Regions from separate parts of the Homo sapiens genome. Here region 2 is linked to region 1. A link is a loop called in an ENCODE intact Hi-C map of the cell type or tissue named here. Cell type or tissue: Caco-2. All regions are shown on one strand. Links, peaks and the distances in the headings refer to the core of each region. The heading gives the core; the rest is flanking DNA. Region 1 has its middle 240 kb from the start of NAALADL2. Region 2 has its middle 430 kb from the start of NLGN1-AS1.

Region 1 (2,935 bases), core at 292-2,791:
CTTTCTCCCTTTCCTCCTGCTTCCTGTATCCAATCTGAGTGTGATGGCTAGAGCTTAAACCAGGATGAGATCTTGAGAGTCCTTTGTTAGGGATGGTGAAGCAAACAGATGAATGCTAATGAAATTATGAAACCACCTACTGGATGACGACTGCAACTTTTTCACATGTTCCTTACAATAAATTAATAAATAAGCTTCTATTTTTTACATCTAATTAGTGACTCTTTTGCCAACAGTCAAACGTGACCCATTATACTTATTACATACAAGGCCCTGCGTAAGTATAGTATTTTGCCTGGATTGTCTCATTTACTCCCTCCTGCAACGTTCTTTTCTAGTTGTGGAAACACAGAGTCAATGGGGGTAAAATAACAAGTTTAAGGTTGTATTTCTAAATAAATGGCAGAAACAAGGGTTGAGTCCTGATCCTTTTTTCTAAATTAAAGTGATCTTTTCTATAATGCCACCAAATTCCTCATTACATGAGGTCTATATATATAGACCTCAAGGGTCATCATTTATTTCATGTATATTATTTTATCCTACATATATTATCCCTAATGGAGCTTTCATATTTTCTCATCCTTTAGTCCTTCAGTTGATGATATGAATAGTATAGTTAAATCTTAGCTCTAAGATGATGGATCAAGTCCCAGTGATAATCTCTCTAATCTGTCAGAAAATGATCCAACTGCTATTTTTCATTGATTCGTTTTTTTTCCTTGAAAGCAGACTTGTGCGATAAAAAATTTTCCTCTTGTCAACAAATCCTCTTAGCATCACATAATCATCTTTTCATGAAAAAAGTAGCTAGGGAAACATTGCTAGCAATTTCAAAGTGCTTCAAGGCCTCAAATTACTAGAGAAGCTTGCGGCAATTCTGAACTAAAGGAAACTAGAAGTGTGGAGATGTTAGACTGTCAAATACATCTCTCCCTCAGATTTACAGTTATTTTTCTATGAGATGTCTACCCATCTGCTGAGATGTTATAATTATATATTCTTAAGGTGACAGCATAATACGCTCTTCCTAGTCAGTACATTCAGTTTACCTAAGGTTAGAAGCAGTAAAATAAAGTGTCAAAAATGCCATCTTCAAATATAAGATTGATAGCCTATTATGTTTTTATTATTTAAACATAAGCCAAATCATGTAATTAGCTCACTCAAAGTGTTTTGACCTATTTCCTAAAAATCTTTCATAATTTGGATTCAAAATAACTCAAGTTCATCAAAATGAGATTTATTTGAATATCTTTGTGAGTAAAATACATAAGTATTTATGTGCACCCAACTGAATATCACTTTCATAACCAGTTTCACAGTCCCATTTTGATCTCCTGAACCCTTGGTACCTACAAGATTTTCCTAGTTCAGTTTTGTTTAAGGGTTCTTTAATTGCTCTGATAAAAATATCAAACATCTTTCCTTGGGCCAGAGAGTCCTAAATATTCTCTGTTAATAGTATCCTTAGTAATATTTTTCACAATATTCTAGGCCAAAAGAAATCTGTATCAGTTCTGTTTATTAAATGAGTAGGTCTAAACAATTCCACAAGTATTAATGCCCTATTAACTTAGTAGCCAGTTGAAAAAAACAAAACAAAACAAAAAACACACATAAACTGAAAGTAGTTCATGTAATATCCAGTAGGTGTTGCTGTGTTTCCCATAAAAATTTTAAATATTTCACAGCACCCTTGTGCATTTACAACGGTACATCGGGTGACTCAGTGCCCATTTTGATATTTATGGTTGTAGGTGTTGCTATGTTTTATTTAATTCATCTGTAACCATCTCAAGGACAAGAAGTGGACTCATTCATCCTTATATTCCCAGAGCCTTTCAAAGTGTCAGGCACATAGTAGGTGTTAATTAATATTTTCCAAATGAAAGAGGATGGCCATGAATAAATGACCAAGGAGATTAACATTGATTTAAGTAAAACAGTTACCTGTGGATCGGGGTACTTTGTAATATAAAGTGTTGACACAGCACAGTGATAGAGAATATGGGCTCTATCGCTTTTTAGATACATGCTTGTGCTTCCCTCATACATAAGATGGGAAGTAATAATAGTGTCTACTGTATAGAACTGACAAGAAAATTAAATGAAAAATGCATGTAATTCACCTAGCATAGTGCATAGTATATAATAACTATTTGATAAATACTATTGTTATTATTATTTTGCTATTTTATGTCATAGATGACAACACACTGAAATCTGGGATTGGTGGGAAGAAATAAGAAAATAAACCCTAAAAATATTAAGAAGACAATCAGGGAAATAATTATTTTCAAAAAGAAAGCTGTGGTTACAAATAGATTAAGAAAGCACAGTTAGGACGCTTTGAAAACACATTCAAACAACAGGTTATTTGTGGCCAGACTCAGGAAGCTGAAGTGTTACTGAAATTTGCCATTTGCCAAAAATGAGACAAACTAAAATCCCTTCATTTCATGGCTTGAAATTGAAGACCAAAAGCAACTCTTATTTCTAATCACATTCCTAATTACAGAAACAGGCTAGCACCCCTGTTGTAAAGGGGCTGCCAGTATTTCCATTATCAGTTCCCATTTTCAGGGCTTATTACTAAAGCACACACTCTAGGGAGATTGTTGGCATAGAGGATCTCAGCATGGAAGAGAACATGTTTTACAAAACTTGGCATCAACCTTCCAACTGTAAATATAAAGAGATAGAAAGGCAACAATGAATAGTCAAGAAAACCCATGGTGCTGGGATTGAAAAGGTTGTTCAAGCTAATTTCAAATGTAATGTATAAATGAAAACCCTGCTCAGACCATTTAAAGGGAAAATAGATTTTTAAATTTACACAATTTCACTAAACATCTGTAACAAGAGAGTAGAAGCAAAGTGATCTACCCATCTGTCTCCTATTAGTAAAAACTGACATAAATCTAATTTCAGT
Region 2 (2,935 bases), core at 191-2,690, 270 kb after region 1:
TCCTACAAAGGCAGAGTTAAGTAGTTTCCTCAGAGATAGTATGCCCCACAAAGCCTAAACTAGTCACCATCTTATGCTTTATAGAAAAAAAGTTTAGCTGACTTCTGGACTGCAACATAAAATAAAAACTCTACAGCCTGGCATTTATTGCCTTCATAAATGATATTTAGCACATAGTAGATTATGCATAAAACTGTATCTAGGTGAAAATTCATTTCGAAAATATATCTGCACTATTAATTCCTAGCAAAGTTTCTTAGCTGTAGCAGTCTCTTGTCCTCCTGGGATACAGTGTGCAGCACATTGTTATGGCAGGCACATAGCCCCTGCAGTCAAACATATATAAGTTCAAATTCAAGCTCTGGCAGGTAAGTAGCTGCATGAGTTTGAGTAAGTTAGTTTTCTTTTCTGGTTTCCTGGATCCTGGCTTCTTCATTTGTGAAGTAATTTTAGAAATGAAGGTTCTAAAAATAAACTAACATATTTAAAGTGTCTAGTACATTGGGTGGGTGTGGTGGCTCACACCTGCAATCCGAGCACTTCGGGAAGCTGAGGCGGGCAGATCATTTGAGGTCAGGGGTTCGAGAGCAGCGTGGCCAACATGGTGAAACCCCTTCTCTAATAAAAATACAAAAATTAGCCAGGTATGGTGGTGCATGCCTATAATCCCAGCTACTCGGGAGGCTGAGGCAGGAGAGTTGCTTGAACCTGGGAGGCAGAGGTTGCAGTGAACAGAGATTGTGCCACTGCACTCCAGCCTGGGGAACAGAGTGAGACTCCATCTCAAAACAAAACAAACAATCTAGTAACAAAACTTGAAATATAATAATTCACACTCAAGAAATGCTATTACATGCTTTCTTGATTAGTCCAGGAGGTAGGTTAGCTTGGAAGATATGGAGTATTTATCTACTTGGGCTGCCATAACAGAATACCATAGATTAGGTAGAATAAACAACAGAAATGTATTTCTCACAGCTCTAGAAGCTGGAAAGTCCAAGATCAAGATCTTGTCCAATTAGTTTCCTGGTGAGATTTCTCTTCCTGGCTTGCAAAACAGCTTTCCTTCTGGCCATGTCCTCATATGGCAGAAAAAAGAGAGAGTGAGCCCTCTGGTGTCTCTTCTTATCAGCACACTAATCCTACTTGGTCGAAGCCTTGCCCTTATGACCTCATTTAACCTTAATTATCTCCTTATAGGCCCTATCTCCAAATACAGTCACCTGGGGGTTAGAACTTCAATATATGAATTTTGAAGGGACATAATTTAGTCCATAGCATTTGACATACAGACAATGGCGGTTAATTATTCAGTGTGCACTGCATGGATTGGCCATTGTATCTTCCAAAGAATGGATTTCATCATTAAGTGAGGTGGGTATTTGATTTTCAAATTTCAAAACCATGTCATCTCATTGACATAGTATGATATTTATATGTATTGTTAGGCTGCAAAAGCATATTACACAACAGTGTATATGGTATGATTATATGTTTGGTAAAAACACAGAAAAAATAATCACAGGATATATGCCCACAAGTTCACTGTTATTCCTAGGTGGTAGAATAATGAACAATTTTAAGAAAAATCTCTTTTCTTTTTAATTTTCTGCTTATTATACATATAAATACCTGAATAAAAACATCATAAAACAAACTTAAAAATACACACATTCTGAAAATGTCCATAACTTTTTAGTGCCTTTTATAAATTTAGGTAACATTTACAGAACACAAAATTAATCATTTTAAAGTGTACAATTCAGTGGCATTTAGTACATTCAAATGTTGTGCAACCATCACTTTGATCTAGTTTCTCTCCATAATTTTAAAAACAACTTTATTGAGGTATAATTAACATTGCATAAAATTACCCCATATAAAATGCACAATTGAAATATTTTTGTTAATTTACAGTTATGCAACCATCACCACAATCCAGTTTGTAGAACACTTCCATCTCCCCAGTAAGATTCTTTGTATCCATTTAGATTTAATCTCCATTTCACTTCAAAAGCCAGGGAACATCTAACAACTGTCTATCTTCTTAGATTTGCCTTTCTTGACATTTTGCATGTATGGAATCATAATATGTGATCTTTTGTTTTTGGCGTCTTTCACTTTTCATAATATTTTTGAGGTTTATCTATGTTGTAGTATTTAATTCCTGTTTATTGTTGAATAAAATTCCATTGTATAGTTATAATATATTTTATCCACTCACCCATGGATTTGGATTATCCATTCACTCATGGACATGGATTTTTATCCACTCACTCGTGGACATGGATTTTTTTCTACATTTTGTATATTAGGAATAATTCTGCTATTAATATTCACATGCAAGTCTATATGGACATGAGCTTTTATTTCTCTGGGGTAGGATTTTAGAAGTGAAATTATTGAGTTGTATGATAAACTTATATACACATTTTTATAAAATGAGTGCCAATGTGTGGTGCCCGGTGCAACTGTTTCCATCAGTTGTCACATTTAAATTGTATTATGTTTTAATAGTCACTTGAGTGCTGTTCCTGTAAACAGAGCTGTATCCACTCACTCATGGACATGGATTGTTTTCCTACATTTTGTATATTAGGAATAATTCTGCTATTAACATTCATATGCAAGTCTATAAGGACATGAGCTTTTATTTCTCTGGGGTAGGATTTTAGAAGTGAAATTGTTGAGTTGTATGGTATACTTATATATACATTTTTATAAAACTGCCATATTGTTTTCTTCAGAACTAGGCTTTTGACTTACACAAACATGAGGGAAAAACAACTACACTTTAATAAATAAAAAATAAAAAATAAAATAAAAAATATTATATTTTTATAAATAAAAAAATATAAAAAAAATTTATATTTTTTATAAATAAAAAATAAAGAACAACTACACAACTTTTATAAATTATGCAGCATGGGCTAAG

What was found. Hi-C counts contacts between places; a loop is a spot of excess contacts. Peaks named below come from ENCODE experiments on the same cell type or tissue, not always from the same donor. Only the 100,000 strongest peaks of a DNase experiment are listed, where the experiment ranks them.
Region 2: a loop joins it to region 1, with 29 times the contacts of the local background. A loop is called at or near these places in 3 of 110 quality-filtered maps.

Annotation. Positions count from the first base shown.
Region 1 is chr3:174,619,108-174,622,042 of GRCh38, reverse strand. It overlaps a transcript of NAALADL2 not described here. Among named protein-coding and RNA genes, the nearest start is that of NAALADL2, 240 kb to the left of the region's middle. In Caco-2, for the core only: no CTCF peak of the experiment used is centred there; no DNase peak of the experiment used is centred there.
Region 2 is chr3:174,353,846-174,356,780 of GRCh38, reverse strand. No RefSeq gene overlaps it. Among named protein-coding and RNA genes, the nearest start is that of NLGN1-AS1, 430 kb to the right of the region's middle. In Caco-2, for the core only: a CTCF peak has its summit at 1,128 (motif pointing left); no DNase peak of the experiment used is centred there.